2 separate regions of the Homo sapiens genome follow, and region 2 is linked to region 1. A link is an interaction called in ENCODE POLR2A ChIA-PET data of the cell type or tissue named here. Cell type or tissue: PC-3. All regions are shown on one strand. Each heading gives the region's core, and the rest is flanking DNA. Links, peaks and the distances in the headings are about the cores only.

Region 1 (9,172 bases), core at 2,217-6,216:
GCTCAAGGCCCTCGATATTTCGGTCAAGGTCTTCACTTTCAGTTGAATAAATTCTGCATTCAAGGGCCCCACACGGAAGTGGGTGGGAATAGTTACATTTCCAGCCACTCTGCATCTCTAGCTTTAGTTTATTTGCAGTGAAAATTCCCAAGGTTTTCTTTCGTTTTATTTTGTTTTTCCATTTGCTCCCTCTCTGACCTGTACTTGTGCCAGCAAATCATTTCTGACCCAAGTGAACAATTTTACAGACAGCCCTGTTCATTTCCACTTGTTAGATTTGGCCCAAACTCAGCGGTCATGGCCTTTTGAATTTTAAGTCAATCTTAAAGTCAATTTAAGTCTCTTATCTAGAAATTGTGTTCCCTCTCAGCATTGTGTCCACAACATACTTGATGATCGTATTTTCAAATCTTCCTCTGAGGAGCTGATTACATTGTTGGTAAGGGTTGGTCAAGAAACAAGTTTTGGCATTACTATTATGATTAGATTTTGAAAGATTGGGTTTTTATTGATGCAGGTCCTCAGGTGGGCATTAAGAAAGAGTTTTGACAGTAACAAGGGATGAGAGGTGATGGAGGTGTTACATTTCCAGCACTTGAGTTTTCTAAGAACTGGCTTAGAAACAGCAATGGCTTCTGATGAAGTGAAGCAGGAACTAGCTAAAGGTTTACGAAATTGTTTTGTTTGGTATCTTGGAAAAGAAAAATGATCCCTCCTATAGCAACATCTTTATTTCATATGTCTATATTTTAAGAGTTGGCCCTGAAACAAAAAATCAGTCTAGTAGGAAGCTGATTCTTTTTTTTTTTTTTTTTTTTTTTAGACAGGGGATCACTCTGCAACCTCGGCCTCTGGAGTTCAAGTGATTCTCCCACCTCAGCCTCCTGAGTAGCTGGGACCACAAGCGTGCCACCACACCCCACTAATTTTTGTGTCTTTAGTAGAGACAGGCTTTCACCATGTTGCCCAGGCTGGCCTCAAACTCCTGAGCTCAAAGCAATCCACCTGCCTCAGCCTCCCAAAGTGCTGGGATTACAGGCGTGAGCCACCATGCTCAGCCAGAAGCTGATTCTTATTCACATTTTGGGGATTGCTGTAGATAGGTCTCTACCAGCTGGCCCCATGCATTCCAAGAACAAGCAGGCAAGCCTCTTTTCTCTTTTTGTGGAGGCCCAGATATATCTCAGAGTCTTATATTACCTTCCAAAGCAGCATGTAAAATCCGAGGTAGGAGTTTTATTTTTCTGCTTACTTACGTGTACCTAGACTTGAGCTATAAAAATACTGAAGTCGATAGTCAAATGTTAATCCAAGAAATTTTCAGATCACAATTCTCCCTCTCTGTCCTCAAGGCTTCAGCTCACTTTGATGAGTCTTAGAGTACAACATGAAATGTATGATTTTGACACCTGTGTAACATGAAGGTTTCCTTTCAATATTGTGTGTATTTATTAGGTGTTTGAAGCCTTGAAGGTATAAATAACTATGCTCTTCTGTACTCATGGGATGTGATTAAATTACATTCATGCATAAAATAATTCACATTGTGCCTTTTTCTGTGTTGTTAAATACTTGAAATCCGATCAGAACCTTCAGGAATTACCACACTTATCTTGCAAGGACATTTAGATTGTGTGAACATTCGTAACTGTCACATTCTCATGGCATTTATAATGAGAATGTAAATAAATAATGAGAGAAAGAAATTAAGCAAGGTAATGAAGTAATTATAAAAAACCAAGCTGAATCTCAAGAAAATTAAAATTGTGGATTTCATGTTAAATATTGAATCTTCTCTTTAACAAACTTTTTCATACAATCCTAACAGTTGTTTCAAGCAAGATCATTGATTAAAATTAGCAGGTGAAAGTAAGAGGGGAAACAAGATTTTTATATAGTCTCAAAGCATATCCCCACAGAATACTTACTGATTACAACAGGAGATGTGTAATTTTATAGTGGAGAAACTAGCGGACACTCCGTTAACCAAGTGATCAAAGTTAATATCACCAGTGATAAGATATCAACACCACATGCCTCCTAATAGGCTGCACTGAGAAGGACACAATATCTCTTCCATGGTATTCCTACTAAAAGTGCATAACCTGAGAAGAATCATGAAAAACATCAGACAGACCTAAAATGAGGAAACTTTCACAAAATCACTGGCAAAATGTTTAACGTTCAATGTCACAAAACACAAAGAAAGACTGAGGAATGTCTCAGATTAAAGGAGAATAAGTAGAGGTGACAACTAAATGCAACATACAATCCTACATTGGATTCTGGATCAAGAAAAGGATATTAGTGAAATAATGTAAAATCTAAGTAAAGACTATAGCTTAGACAATAGGATCGTATCAACGTTAATTTTATCATTTTGATCACTGTACTGTAATTGTAAGAAATATTACTATTTGAAGAGTCTGGATGAGGGCATACTGAAATTATACAATATTTGTGACTTTTTTATAAGTCTGATATTATTTCAAAACTAAAACATAAACATTAAAGCCAAAATAGATGAATAAATGTGCCCCTATCTATGTCCCATCTGATAAATTGCTGAAAAAGAAAAAAGAGAATGGTCGAGAAATCTAAAGTTTGAGAATTACTGAATTAGATGACATATAAGATCCCTTTCCATTCTACAGTTTTACAATTCCACAAATTATGAAATTTAGAAAACCACAATGTGTCAGGATCAATTGCTTTGAGAAAATGTGCCATCAATTTAACCATTAAGAGATAATTTATTTGAATTTCTTTCATCTTTATGTCCACACCAAGGAAGTAGAATCAGCTAATGCTTTCATGAGAGACATCAACTACTTGAAATGAATGTGCTTCTTGTCTTTTCCACTAGTAAGTACATGTACACATGTATATAATCAATGCATGCCATTCTAGATAATACATGAAGTTGATAATTTAAATTATCCATACTCATCGTAACCTAGCTTGGTCTGACACCCAGCTTCCTAAGGCTCACAGTTGGGGTGTTCACAGATTAAAAATTTCATTTCAAATTGCCTTAAATATGCAGGAGATAAACTTGCTGCTATAGGTGTAGAAAATAACATGAAATATATTCTGTGGAACTGTTTAAATATAACCCACATAATTGGGCCTCCATGTTAATTTTTTAAAATAACAACATTCACTTAACTTGGCAATGTCCACACTTTAAAATGAAGGTAGAAAAGTATATTTGAATTTGAAAACAAATTCTCTAGCTAAGACTAGCCTCGGGAATTACTTATCATCCCTGATTCCTACACGTTGAAACATTGTTTTAAGAAAGTATTCCATGTTGTTTTTACCAAGGGTACTTTCTTCTCCTGCAGAAGAATGGTGAGAACAGACTTAGAGACAGCACCTTGGGGTTCCAGCTTTTTCTCTGCCACTTGCCAGCGCTGCCTCGATTTCCTCAGCTGTAAATAGAGAAGACTGGGCGAGAAGGGGATCTTATACCATGTATTATGGACCTCTTGGCAGTGTGATAAAGACTATGTCCTGTTCTCAGAATAATGCTTTTTGCTCATAAGTAGATAAAATATATAAAGTTACTCAAAAACCTAATGACAGAAAACACAGTACTCAAAATAGTTTTAAATGTGTGATATAGTAATATATGTATTTTCTTTAGTAGCACACTAAAGAAGAAGATCTAGCAGTGGGTTCAGTAACTACCATAATTTCACAGAAGTGATGGGCAGAGATGATGTCTTGAGATATCTACACTATAATATGATATAAAGACATCTTTGATTTCCACTGTGTCAATATCATGGGTATAGCTGATGTTCTTATGATTTTTTGTCCTCATTTGAAATAGAAAGAAAGAGTATATTTCAATTAGACGTTAGGGAACACAAAAATGTAATTATTTTCCCATCCAAGTTCACAGAATCCCCCTGGATTCTCTCCAAGGATCCTTTGAGTACAAACCTCTGGACCAGATGACCTCACGGTTCTCTCTTCCCCCCTCGAGCCAGTCGTTTCTCTAATCTTCTCTGGCCTTCCACCTTGAGGACCCGAGTCCATCATGTGTATGTGTGTGTGCCTCCCTCTGGGGACTCAAGTTTAACAAGATATCAAAATATTTCATTTGCGAGTCTTGGCTGCTGTACAGCACTTAGCAAAGCAGAGCCAGTTTTCCTAGTTGAGATTGGTCAACACCAGGTTCATTTGTCTAGTATTTCACAAAATATTTTCCCACATTTGTCCCACTGCAGTTTGAAGGCTGTAACTGACAATATAAATGTGCCCTAAGGTGGAAAGTCCGACCCCATTTCCCTGAGTGATCTCCAGGGTTGGCCATTACCATGCAGATGCCCGGAGTCAAGGGATCTCCATAGATCTGCTAATTATTCCCCAGACTTTTCCACCAGCAATAAAAATCCCATTTGTTGCAGCTTGTTTGTAGAACAGCCCCCATTTCCACAGTGGTGGTATTAATTAGCAAAAACCTGTGAAAATGACCAGAGTTTATGTGCTTTAAGGAGAGGGAAAGAAAGGAACCTGGATCACTTCTAAATATTCTTATAAATTCCCCTATTGCAACCAGGAGCTAAAAGCTCACTTGTCTTAGATACTGTGACTTTTAATGCTTGTAGTTCTAAGTGGGAATTAGTGAAGCCAATTAGTGAGTTCCCATTAGAATAGTGACTTGGTGAATCCTGAATGCAAATAGATACATTTCTCAGATAATCAATCACCATTCCCTGATGATCTAGTGGCGCCTGAAACTGAGCCTGGAGAGATCCTGGAAGCACCATTCTTAGAGGAAAGACCCCTGCTAGTGGGGAGCTGTAGAAACAAACCATCCCTCCAGGGTTCCAGAAGATATTCCAGATGATGACACTGGGCACTGGGGACTGGAGAGTGATGAAGGGTGTCCCTGTACTCCAGCCCAGGAGGACACACAAGCTTTAACCTCAGAGACATCTGATATACACACACAGGGACAGAGGCTGAAGGAGAAGAACGAATGAAGCTGTAGACGTTTTCGTCAATGATCTTACCAAGTTTTCCTGTTGGAGCAGCTTTGTTTCTTATATATGTTTGTGCTAATTTTTAAGTGGCCCTATTTTCTGTTTGTTACAGGTTAGCCACAGGAGAAAATGGTCTGTCCTACGCTTAAAAACCCAGTACTTAATCACTTGCTAAGCAAGTGTGACTCTAGCTTTACTTCTGAAGGGTTAACCAAATGGATAAAGGGTAATAATTCTTCCCTCTCTTCACTTTCAATGAGTGTTTCAGAATGTTTTACTCCCTAATTTCTACCTCGAGCCAACAATCACTGCTGACTTTAGCTAAGAATTCTATTTTTTAATATTTTTATAGCTGCAATGTGAGTTTCCCATGCAGTTTTTATTAACTCTGTTTCATTGCAAGGCCTTGCAAGCAAAAACGGCCCTTATTTTTATTTGGAGAAATCTATTTCGGTGACAATCTAGCCTCGGGGTAGCTATATGTCAATCTCTTTGCTTTTTTTCCTGTTGAAACAAGCATGGGAAAGTTGCAAGACAAACGCCACACAGGGCAGGGCTGAAGGAAGCAGCATACCGATCCTCATCTCTGGCCAGCTCAATTCCAGAAAGTGAAAGGAAAGTGAATGCCGAGGAGGTGCAACTATGTAAGGTAGAAGAAAACTTCTGCATGTCTACCCACTTTTATTCCCAACAGATGAAAAGGCTTAAATTCTCACCACTTATCAACTTTTCCCAGAAATGACATTATTTGGGATTATGCCGGGAGGCTGGAGTGTAATGTTTACAAGAAGCAGCATGTCTTCTTAAAAAAGAAATGGGACTAGGTGCCTGGTGATTCTGGACTGCAACCCCATGGCATCCTAAACTCTACTCACTGTGACCCCTTTGGAGATAAAGCCAAAACTCTACTCACTGTGACCCCTTTGGAGATAAAGCCTAGTCCTTCTGAGGTGTCCCACAGGGATTATCAAAATTCAAACCCCAGCACCCTACACTAAGAAATGGCAGTATGACAGCTGCACCAGTCCTAGGTGTGCACATCATGAGGCCACGTTTTCCAAACACACACAAGCTTGTCATCTGAAGCCTTGGCTGCTTGATTGAAAACAGTATTTGGATTCCCAAACCTTAAAGCTAAATTCTGAAAACAAATGGGAAAATATAACAGAGAGCAGGGGAAGTGTGAATATCTTTGAACAAGTCTGACATCGTCCCAGATTTTTACATTATTTCACTTAATCCCCCCGTCAACACTACCAAGTAGACTTAATACTCACCTTTTATATATGAAGATAAGGTTGGCAAGAGAATTAGCAGCCAAAGAAGCAGGTATAACTTATATTCTCTCTTTCTCTAGCACAATTAGAAAAAGACAAAGTTGGAAGCCACCCTAGAGTCCCTCTGGTTTTACCTCTTGTTTTTCAGTTTATGTGCAATAGAAGAGGGACAATCTAGCCCCCCACCTGTTTTTGTAAATGAAGTTTTATGGAGACACAGCCACACTTGTTCATTTACATATTATCTATACTTTTGCATTGCAAAGGCAGGGTTTAATAGCCACAATTAATATCATATAGCCTACAAAACCTAAAATATTTATTGTCTGTCCCTTTACACAAAATATTTGCCAATTCCTGCTAGAGAGCAATTTGAGAAGAACTGACATCTTAATGATATTGAGTTTTCTAAACCATGCATGTGGCATAGTTTTCCATTTATTAGGTCTTCCATGACTGAAATGTTTTGTATTTTTGTGTACAAGTCTTGCACATTTTGTTAGAAATAAGTTTAAGTATGTTATGCTTTTTGACGCTACTTTAAATGGTATTTTTAATTTTATTTTCAATTGTTTGCTGTTGGATACACAAATACTATTGATTTTGTATATCAACCTTGAGTACTGAAATCTTGCTACACTTACATATTAGTTCTAGAAGCTTTTGTGTCAATTTCTCAGGATTGTTACATAGATAAAAATGCCATTTGTGAGTAAAGAGTTGTATTCTTCTTTTCAATCTCTATGCCTGTTTTTCTTTTTCTTGCCTTATGGCACTGGTATGAACTATAGTACAATGTTAATGGAATTGGCCAGAGTAAATATTTTTGCTTTTTTCATGATCTGAAGGTGATTTAATAGCCACCATTAAGTACGAAGTTAGTTGTTGCTTTCTCCCTGGATTTTGAAGTCCACCCTTTCATTTCTTTGTGTCTAGTGACAATGATTTTTTTCACAGAATGAATGAGAAAATGGAGAGCCTAAATAATCTGAATGTGTATTATTGAGTCCTGCCATATGTTCAAGTTTTCTAGAGTTGACTGGTTTGACAAGGCAAAAAGGAGATGGGGGTGGTGAGAGAAAGTAGTACAAAAGTCCGCCTTTCTGTGCTGCTAATTGTTTGAGAGAAAGTCTTGAGTAAGAGCGTGAAATGGCACAACTGCCTTGGAAAACTGCTTGGTGGTTTCTTATGACATAAAACATACACTTTCCCTCTGACCCAGCAATTCCACTACTGGGTATCTACACAAAAGAAATAAGTGCATCTGCCAACAAAAGTCTTGTACATGAACTTTCATACCAGTTTTATTTGCAATGGCCAAAAATAAGAAATAACTCAAATGTCCATCAGCAAGATTAGATGTTTAAAGTGTGGTATAATCATACAGTGGCATACTATTCAGTAGTTAAAAGGAATAAACTCTTGATACACACAACAATGTGGATGAACTTCAAGAAGATAACACTAAGTGAGGGAAGCCAGACTCAAAGTAGTGAATATTGTTGGACTCCATTTATATGAAATTCTAGATCAGGTAAAACTAATCTCTAGTGATAAAAATCAGAACATTGGTTACCTGGGGTGGATGGAGGGGGAGGAATTGACTAGAATGGGGCAGAAAGGGACATTCTAGGGAGATGAAAATGTTCTAAATCTTGACTATGGTGGTGGATCCATGGGAGTATATATTTGTCAAAACTCAAACTGTATACTTCAGATCTGTGCATTTCACTGAATGTAAATTAATCCTCAAAGAATAAAGTTAGAAAAAGCAAACCTTGCACTTCAGCCTGGGCGACAGAGCAAGACTCCGTCTCAAAAAGAAAGAAAGAAAGAAAAAGCAAACCTGCAGAGCAAATGCAAAACATTAATAAATTAGTCTTCATTTATTTGATGTACTTTATCATTTGTCTGATGTAATTTCAGATACTTTGCCCCTGGTATGCAGAAGATCTGCTGAAGACCAATCGGCAGTACCATGGAATAGCTTTATAAGCAGGAGTCCAGCCCCACAATCTCTACCGACAGTACCGACAGACATCCCCCTACTAATAAACATACACACTATGCAAAAACCATTTGTGTGTCAAGCAAAGAAGCTTCAAAACTGGTTCCATACACCTTTTCCAACTGAACTGCAGGCTTCTGAGCCCTTCTAATCAGAAATTTGGGGGCCACCACTGTGAACCTCAAATCACTTAGTCAGCCAGCCACTCAGACTGAAAGCATCCTTTTCCATCCACTTGCAAACCCTTGTCCACCCTCTTAGCTTCCTGGGTTCACACACATGCCCCACCTACTGCTCTAAATCACTGGAGTAATTAACTAAACAAGTAAATGCAGTCCAGGTATCACGCTTACAACAGTACTGGAGATTTAGCCGAAGACCAGGCAACATTAGATATCACTACACTTACCACTTCTGTCTTCCCTTTTGTTCTCCTTCAGTCCCACTAGATACTGAGAGGTGTCTGCTTTCTCAACTGTTCTAGAATTTCTGAATGGGCTGCAAGAGCCTCCCCAGGAGATAAGAGACCAGAGAGCACAATTTTTATCTAGAGAGGCCTAAATCCTCACCGAGTTCACCACACCCTAGAATTTCAGAGGGCTCCAGAACCATAACATTTTTTTTTCCTTAAACCAAGACTCAGGCCAGAAAAACTGGGTTTCACCAAGCTCATCAGTCTGTCAGATCCAAGTGAGGCCTTTGCCCTTGCTGCACTTGCTTCCCAGGACCAACAGGCAGCCATGGTATCCAGCAGGTGCTCTATAAATGCTTTCATAAAATGTGCACTAGGGTAGGGAGATGGTGACTCTCTTTTCAGGGTACTGAGAAGTTTAAAGTGTGCAATAACAAATTTACTCATCTATACAAATTAAAATTGGTTGACTCATAAG
Region 2 (9,172 bases), core at 2,365-6,364, 590 kb before region 1:
CATGCAAGCTACTTTTCAATGAACAACATTAGGAGTTTAGGAGACAGGAGGTCAGATGATTCTTCTCACAGCAAAGGCTATTTTTGGTTTACCTTTGACCAGCATCAGATGAGATGTAATTGTCCTCTTTTGAAAAATTAGTATTATAACCCTTTCATTGGAAATCTTTGAAAAATCTAAACAATACATTCAAATTGCCTGTAGTTTAGTAGGTGTTCAATAAGGATCAGTACTGCATATTCTTTCCCAACACCCCTGCTTTTAGTTGGGTTATATCATGTATACAATTACATACCGTCTTAGTACATTTCATCAGAATAGGAGTAAATATAAGTTCAGTATGAGTTCTAAAATACACTTGAACAGAGAACTTGGGGGCAATCAGAGGTTTCTCCTATTCTTTCAGGAAGATCTCTTAGGCTGTAGCATTCTTGTTCTATTAATTCTAAGATAGCATGCATGCCTTAGCACATTGATGGGTTCCTGGCCAATTAAAGTCTTAAGATGGATCATGAAAACACTCCCATTCTCTCCTTTCATTCATAGAGTGAATTTATATATACTCTGTTGGCAAGAATGAATCTATCAAAGTTGTCATTCTGAAGTCATCCACAGAATAAAAATGATTCCAAACCACCACAAACTCTCAGCACATGCTTACCTGTGTTTTACCGAAATGCAAAAGTATATAAAACCTTTCTTTTTGTCCTGGGCCATTTTTTTTTTTTTGCATATATTGTTGGCTCTTCAATTGCTAAAAGGACTTTCTGGCATCTACTTTCTACTTGACAGGAACATATGAGCCAGTGTAATATACAGCTATTTCTATGTGGTTCTTTTCATCCACTTCAGCTTTTGTCTCAAACGCACTGTGCTAATACGTAATCTAACTCTACAATCTCATTTCTTTGCACCATACAACAGGAGACCAAAAGTCTCAGAGATTTCTTCCTAAGCCCTGTTCTCAAGGCCCTGTGAGAGGTGAAGCTGCCTAAATGCCTGGAATGCATATTCTCACTGCGTGGGTGTTTTTTACTCTCTAAAGGCTCTTGACCTAACCTTCTATCCCTAGGGCTGGTAAAATCACATCCCAGGAAAAATGCTAGTGATTCCCATCTTGAAATTGCTCTTCATTGAGAGTGGGGGAAGGGAGTTAAGTTTTCTTGATTACCTGCCAGCTGTTTAACACATGTTATCTCATTTTATCTCCACACATCCCTGTGAAGCAAGTCATTATTATCTCAGGTTTGTAGGACAAGAAACAAAAACTCAGAGGGTTTAAGGAACTTGTCCTGAATCCTAGCTGGTAGGAGGCAGGGATACTAAACTAAACTATGTTGCTTTAGCAAATACACTTTCAACAATCTTATAGCTGCTTCCAAATCTCAGAATTGAATCCTTCTTAAACTTCCATAATTTGAATTGTAAACTCAGTAGGGTGAATACCCATTAAGGAGTATGAATATTGCCCAGTCACTTGATGTAATATTAATAACAATATTTTAGAATTTGCAGAAATCTTAGGGATTGTCTAATTCTACCTCTTTGTGTTACATAAAAGCATCCATGACATGTTCAAATGTATTGAAAAAAATAAATTTTCTGATTCAATAAAGTTGTCAGGAACTCAGCTAATGACTGTTTTCAAGTCAACTGTTTCTCGCCAACTGAATTCTTCTAAAACCAGAGCAGAGTAATTTGGCCCAGACTGTGATTAGAGCCCAGCTTGTATAATAGTAGTTCTGGAAAATAGATGTTTGTGAATTCAGCCTTTCCATTAATATACCCAGCAGAGAACATGTGTGGCCTGAGATGTAAGTTTTTTCAGAAATTGGTCATGGAATCTCTTTGGTTGGCATGTGTGGGAAGAGGTAGGTGTGTGCATCCACACAAGCTGTGGAGAATTTTATTATGTTTGTTCTGAATCTAGTCCAGAGATCCTGCCTCAGTCAGAATTTCTCATCAATAAAATTTACCTTAAATTTTAACTCAATACTTTAAATAAATATTTATTTTTATTTATTTATAAATAAAAATTGTATTTATTTATAAAATGCTAAAATAAAATAAATAAAAGTAATTAATTATTACTTTAAGTTTTTAAATCTCATCAATGAAATCACTTTAATGTAACCCTGCCCAAACCCTGTTTTTCATTTGCCCCATTCCCTCTGCTCTTTCTCTTACCTTCTAAATTATATCCAAACACATCAAACAAGATTTATTCATATTTCTTTATTTTCAAATTCAGTATAAGCAACTTTTTTTTTTTTTCATGGATAAGCTAATTTAATGGGCTTTACTCTTTTTGGTTGCCCAAGTTCCACATTAGTACTCTACTCTTGGTAGTTCTCTTCCAGGAATTTGGAGACTGGATGCTGTAGGGGTCTGATTTGAGTTATCCAAGTGGGAATAGAGGAAGAGTTAGTCTAAATAAAAGGTCAGTGAGCTCATTATCAAATGTTTAAAACTGAAGGGATGCTTTGAGCCAGAGCATAGAGGGGTGGGGCCTTGGGAGGTTTTCTAGGATGCCAGTAATCCTTGAGGATAGGAAGGAGATTGCAAAGTCTGCTTGACTGTTTCAGACACAGAGAGAAATAAAACGTAATTTTGTGGTGAAATGGCAGCGTTAAGTCCAGGGCCAAATTATGATTACAAGATAATCACTAAGACATTTGTAACAATGCTGGCCTTGAAGTAGAACTAGGAGATGAGGGATTTGGAGGGAGAAGGATGCTTATTTCTACTGTATAACTTTGGGAGATGATTTGTGTTTTTAATATATACATATATTACCTTTTTCAATAAAGAAAAACCAAAGTTTTATTTTTACAGAAGAATAACCACAGTTGTAATCGTAAAAGATGTGAGAGTGAATACAAATATACCCCAAAAGAAACATCATTGGTTACAAATGAAAAGTAAATGACTGAAGGGTGATACTCACAGCCTTCCAATCCTTCACAGCATCTTAAAATTTGCCTTGTTGGAGCACACTGTATCCAGGGATACCAGCGTCTATGACTGAACTTTAAGCATGTATGAGGCACTCTAAGGCATTGAAAAATTAATTTAAGTTTTAGAAAACATGACACATTCTCAGTACAAAATGATATTCAGAAATATGTGATACTTCTGCAGATCAGAGAAAAGGGAGCTCAAATCTAAGAGGGGAGTCCCATAATGTTTGTGAAACCACAGAGACAGAATTTAAATAAGCCCTTGAGGGCTTGTGGAGATGTCAGAGCATGTGGGTGGAAGGAAGCCAGCCTTTGAGGGCATGAACCCCACACCAAGATGTGTAACAACAAGATGATGATGTAGATTCTTATTGGGCCACTTTGGAATAGATTTATTTATAAAGTCAAAAATACTTCTTGGGGCTAAATTTGGAGTTTTTGAGAAGGAACTGAATGTCAGTGATGGAATTTGAATGCAACTATGCATAGATTGGGTCATGGGAGAAATGTGACCACAGTTGTATCATTAGTTTGATTATGTTGTCTCCCATGTGCAGGAGAGCTTGGAGAAAAAGCAAGTGGAAGCTTGAAGGGAAATTCCTCTTTCCGGAGGAATAATTGGGGTTCAGTTACTTAAGGGGGCATTTGGGGAAGATGAAGGAAGAGAGGTGGAGTTCCAAGCCCTAAATCCTGTCTCAATAACAGCAGCAGTGATGATTTCACTTGTCAAATATATTGGATTTCCTCCTGATATGTCATTTATGGAAAGCATTGTCTCCGTAAAGGTGTTAATAATTCCATCATCTGAGTATGAGCCCAGCAGTGTCTGACCTAAGCTGGAAATAGGGTGATGGAAAGAGATAGGTTTGGAACACATTGAGGAAATGAGAAAACTCAGCATGAATTTGTGACTGACTGGGCATATAGTAGACAAGAGAAACCATAACATATGACACTGAGGATTGTATTAAGGTCATTTGGTAGCCATTTTGATCTGTATAAAATTTATGTGGTGTTAGAACATCCAGCATAAATGTCTTCCAGAAATTTGAGAACATGCAATGAACACTTGTGGGCAAAAGACATAATTTAGAAATCTTGAGTAGGAAAGATCAGGAATACACGGGAAATGGTTTTCTGAGAGAGATGAATGAGAACATCACAATAATGGCCATAGTTGAAATACATTGAACACATACATGCCAAACATTATACACGGATAATTTCATTTGATATTATTATTATTATCCATATTATAACTAGGATATGCATATTGTTGTCTGTTTTTATTTTATAGCCGGGAGGCTGTGGCACAAGAGAGGTAAAAGAATAATGCCCATAGTAACAGAGACATCATAAGATTAAATCTAGGCAGTCTGGCTCCAGAGCTTGTATTTTCTCAGAGAGGAGGTGCAAGAAGCATTTTTAAATGGTGTAGGATAAAGTGGCCAAAAAAGTCCAAGAATCTGGACACTACCAGTGAGGTGGAAGGCACTCCAGGTGTCTGTTACAGAGTTGGGACTTTCATGGCAGTGTAGTTTACTATAATAAGAAATTGGACACAAGCTAAGTGTCTGTCAGCTAGAAGACTGGTAAAATAAAATGTGACTCATACATTCAAAGGAGTATTACATCGCCCTAATAAAAAAGATGAGGCATGTCTGTATTATTGAACCAGATCGGGCACTTGGCATGCTGATAAGTGAGAGCAAGAGACACATCATCTCACTTTTTAAATAATACCATCTATGTAAATCATATAGATGTTCTTTCTTTAAGGAATAGAAAAATATCTAGGAAGATGATCTTTACAATGTTGAAAATGGTGACCTAGCTATTTAGGGGTCAAAGGGATGATGATTAGAGGAATTTTGATGGTTCTCACTTTCTTTTTTATTTTTTTCCCATATTGTGTGAATTTTCTAAAATCACTACAAATTTGCTAAGTAACAAAAACGTAACAAAGCTGTTTTTGCTTTAAAACAAGAATGGTCAAGTGCATTATATGTTGCAGAGACATCAAGAAACATGACTTAGGGAAAAATTAAATTTGCTTTCAATTTAGACAGTGTTCCTCCTTCTCCAATGAGATGGAACCAGTCAATTAGCCATTTGTTCCCTTACTGTCCACTTATTTTTCTGTGAAAAATAGCAATACAACTTAGAACACAATCCTGTTCATGGGAAGGCCAAGACACAAATGATCTCAGTACTTTGTAGAGGACACTTATGACAGAATCCAGGAGTTAGAGAATATTTCTTGTAGGATCCCCATTCAGATAATTTAATTTCCCAGGTGTAAACTTCTGTCTGGTTGGTTCGTTTTTTTTTTTTTTTGTGTGTGTGTGTGTGTGTGTGTGTGTGTGTGTGTGTTTTAACTCATTATGTCCCTCTGGTCACAGTACAAAGATATTTGATCATCAGACATTAGACAAAGTGGAAGGATTTTCAGCAGATCCCAAATCCATCAATTGTTTTGAAGAATCTCCTATCATCTTGTTCTCATCAAATATGCCTTCTTGCCTTAAAATCAACTTTGCCAGCTCTGTTTACCAAAATAAATCAGTGTGCCCAGGGTGTTCCCACATTTTACTTCTGAGCCAAATGCTATCTTATTCTTAGATTCCCATTTAAATTACAGATTAGGACTATAAAATGTGTTGATTAACATCATTAGAGAAAATCTTAAAGAGCTCCATTAACTGTGATATGTGCCAGAAGATATACACAAAATAAAGTCTGGGCTCCTTTAAGACCATTCACTACTGCTCCAGATAAAAAAGACTCATATAGAAATTGTAGATTATTAGATAAAAGCTCTTCTACCTCAAGGGAATGTTACCATTGCAATCTAGAACCAAATGACATACTACCATTACAAGGAAATGCCCTTTTTAGGGACTAATGAATTACTTTTGATTTGTTTTTCTTATTGTTATATTATAATTTCAAAAGCTATTGTTATCAGTTCAACTAGATAAAGTTATTTCATAAGCAACATTTGTGGGAGCTGGTTCAAACACAGATAGCTTAGTAATCAGCTTTCTAGGTTTAGAAGGGGCTGTCGTGTTACAGCTTAGAGAAGTATTTCTCTCATGCGGGAAAATATTTGAGTATTTGAGTCTGATATTCTTAGTCCAAAAAGTGGAAGGATTTTCAGCAGATCCCATATCCATCAATTGTTTTGAAGGGTTTCATGAGTATGAGAAAGAGATTCATCTACTAGGGCCACAGCCTTACCTGACAGTCATCCTCTATGTTTAATACATATTTTATAATATAAATTTGCCATTATTTATACATTAACTAGGTTGCAGCTCCCAGAGAGCACACTGTTTTTTTTTTCCCTTTATGTAACCTGATTCCTAGAGTCTTTTCTTTTCTACTAGGCTTGTTGAGATTTGAGAACACAATAATAGAACCTGTAGGAATGGCAGTTAGGCTGACAAGCTTGACTGAGTCATCCAATAGTTCATCTCACATCATTAACACCATGAAGTAAAATCCCTGCAGATACTCACACACTGGTTTTTTTGTCTTTGTATTTTTGGTCCTCTATTCATATTTTTTTAAAGTCGGCTATTCTTGAGCATATTTGGAATACCACTGAAAAATAGCAAGGCATACCCATGCTATGAATTGGAATTGACGTTACAGAATGAAATGGTCATATTGTGCATGATACTTACATGTGATTACCTGATAAAATGTGTCCCGTGTAGCTCATGATGTTTCAGACCCCATGTTCCCGGCCTCTTTGGTCTAACATTGTTAACTTGCCTCTCTTGGCTTCAGTAAGTCCAAGTCTTTCTGGGTGTGATGACGGAGGTAAAGATTCTCTTATTCTCAGCCAAGGGCTGCCACCGTGCCTTCCTTGTTCCACTCAACTGCCAAACAACACCGGGGATTTCCGTGATTTTCCTGATAGCTCAAGGAAATGGGTCAAAGAACACTTTCTCAATATCTCTTCTTTATTTGTGCTATCCACATTTTCGTTCCAGATTCTACCCTGAATGGGCAAACACACACTCACATACGCACACTCACATGCTAATAGTCCATGAACCTTTCCTAAGTGATTAATTCTTTCATCACATTCTGGTATTTAAAATTTACCAATTTTAAGGTAATGACACGTTAAGCCATTGCTAATACTTTTGTAGTGATTGTCAAACAAGATCTTTTTTCATTTTCTGAAATATACTGTGAACCAGGCTTTATATATACTTCTTATTTAATTCTTAGGCAGGCAGCGAACATTAGGTGTTTGCTGTGGTTCGGAGAGTTGTGGTTCCAGAGTATGTAGCTAAAGACTGATAGAACCAGAACTGTGGGTCTCCAGAGCCTTGATCACTGACACTTGCTTCCGGTATGGTTTATCTCTATATTGTGTTTTTAAATTTTGAAAAATAAACTCTTGTTCTGGGAGGAATAAAGAACTGAATGCTTCTGATCACCAGTCCCTTTAACTTATCATCCAACACTTGATTCATTACTCCCTTTAGAACTTCCTCCATCAGCTCCTGCTTTCCCCACTCCAAACCTTCCTCCTTTCTTTCCTCTCCTTCCCAACCTCTTTCCTTTGCTCTTCTCCTCCCCTCTTTCCCTCCCTTCTTATCTCTTTTCCTTCTTTTCATCCTCTATCCTTCTCTCCCTCCCTCCTTCATCTTTCCACCCTTAATGTCCCATATCTCCAGTGCTCCATGCAACACTATTCACACACACATACACACACACACACACACACACACACATTTACAGGGGACTTAAAATATGCCAAGTAGTGTGCTATGCTTATTATATGAGAAAATTTATTTAATTATCACAGCACCCTTTTCTATATTACATGTACGGAATTTGACCCTCAAAGATTAGGTAACATCACAAAGCCAAGTAGTGTGTGGGCGGTAGTGCCAGAATTCGAACACCAAAAATTTGACTCTTGATCCTTCAATCTGAATGTTGTAGCATACTTTAACAATTTTACTAGGCAGAAATCAAGTAAATGTAAATTAAAATAGCACGATATTGGTTTCTCAACACCATCTCCCCACTCCAGTTAAATAAGCATAGGTTAAAAAAAACTATAGTATTTGATACTGGTGAATGTGCAATGATTCAGAAATCTTTACATTATAGGGAGTGCAGCTGGTGCAGTATTCTTGGAAAATATTTTAATGCTATATCAAGAACACTTTAAAACTCCATATGGTTAGGCCCAGTCTTTTCTCTTTCAGGAATCTATTCTAAGAAAGAAGTTTAAAAATACATATGAAGATTTGCCTACTGAAACACTATTTTGAGCAGGGAAAACAAGAGGAGGCAATGTAAATATTTATCAATGAGGTAAATCATTAAGTAAAATGCAGCCATTAAAATAATATGGTTTTAATCTTTTTGTTATAATATGTGGCATGCTTACAGAAAAGTCCACAAAAACTGAAGGTACAACTTAATGATTTATTGTAAAGACAATACTCATGTATTCACTATGCAGATCAAGAAGTGGACCAACATAACCCTGTCTTTACTAAAAATACAAAAAAATTAGCCAGGTATGGTGGCAGGCGCCTGTAGTCCCAGCTACTTGGGAGGCTGAGGCAGGAGAATGGCGTGAACCCGGGAGGTGGAGCTTACAGTGAGCTGTGATCGCGCCACTGCGCTCCAGCCTGAGCGACAGAGTGAGACCCTGTCTCAGAAAAAAACAAACAAACAAAAAAAAAGAGAAATGGGCCATCATTCCAGAAGTTCCCCAACTTTCTGATCAGAGCTACTTCTGAACTTGTTATCATTAGTTCCTTGCTTTCTGACTATGGATGCAATCCTAAACAAGGTAGCTTTATTTTTTCTTGTTTTTGAGCCCTATATAAATGAAATCCAATCTGTATGTATTCTATTGTGTCTGGCTGTTTTTAGTTACTATTTATTTGTCCATTCCATTGTTGATTCAATTTGGGAAATATGCAAGTTTTGAACTATTAAAAACAAAACAATGCCACTGTGAATATTCATGAACTTCTGTCCTGTTGCACTTGAGCACACAATTTTGTATCTGTATTGCTATCTATTGCTATGCCATTACTTGGACATAGCTATAACTTCAACTAGACTACATGCTGACAATCTATTTTTCAAATCAACTGTATCAGTTTATTCACCTACCAGCAGAATTGTAAAGTTCTTATAGCTCAAATCTCTTGCCAAATCTGTGT

What was found. Peaks named below come from ENCODE experiments on the same cell type or tissue, not always from the same donor. Only the 100,000 strongest peaks of a DNase experiment are listed, where the experiment ranks them.
Region 2: POLR2A ChIA-PET joins it to region 1 with 5 read pairs; 1 of 35 experiments calls an interaction of 5 or more read pairs at or near these places.

The regions. Positions count from the first base shown.
Region 1 is chr20:10,736,167-10,745,338 of GRCh38, reverse strand. No RefSeq gene overlaps it. Among named protein-coding and RNA genes, the nearest start is that of LINC01752, 12 kb to the left of the region's middle. In PC-3, for the core only: no CTCF peak of the experiment used is centred there; no DNase peak of the experiment used is centred there; H3K4me3 peaks cover 641 bases; H3K27ac peaks cover 368 bases.
Region 2 is chr20:11,326,699-11,335,870 of GRCh38, reverse strand. All of the region lies in intron 2 of LOC105372529 (a long non-coding RNA gene), which reads left to right. Among named protein-coding and RNA genes, the nearest start is that of LINC02871, 300 kb to the right of the region's middle. In PC-3, for the core only: no CTCF peak of the experiment used is centred there; a DNase peak (open chromatin) is centred at 4,610.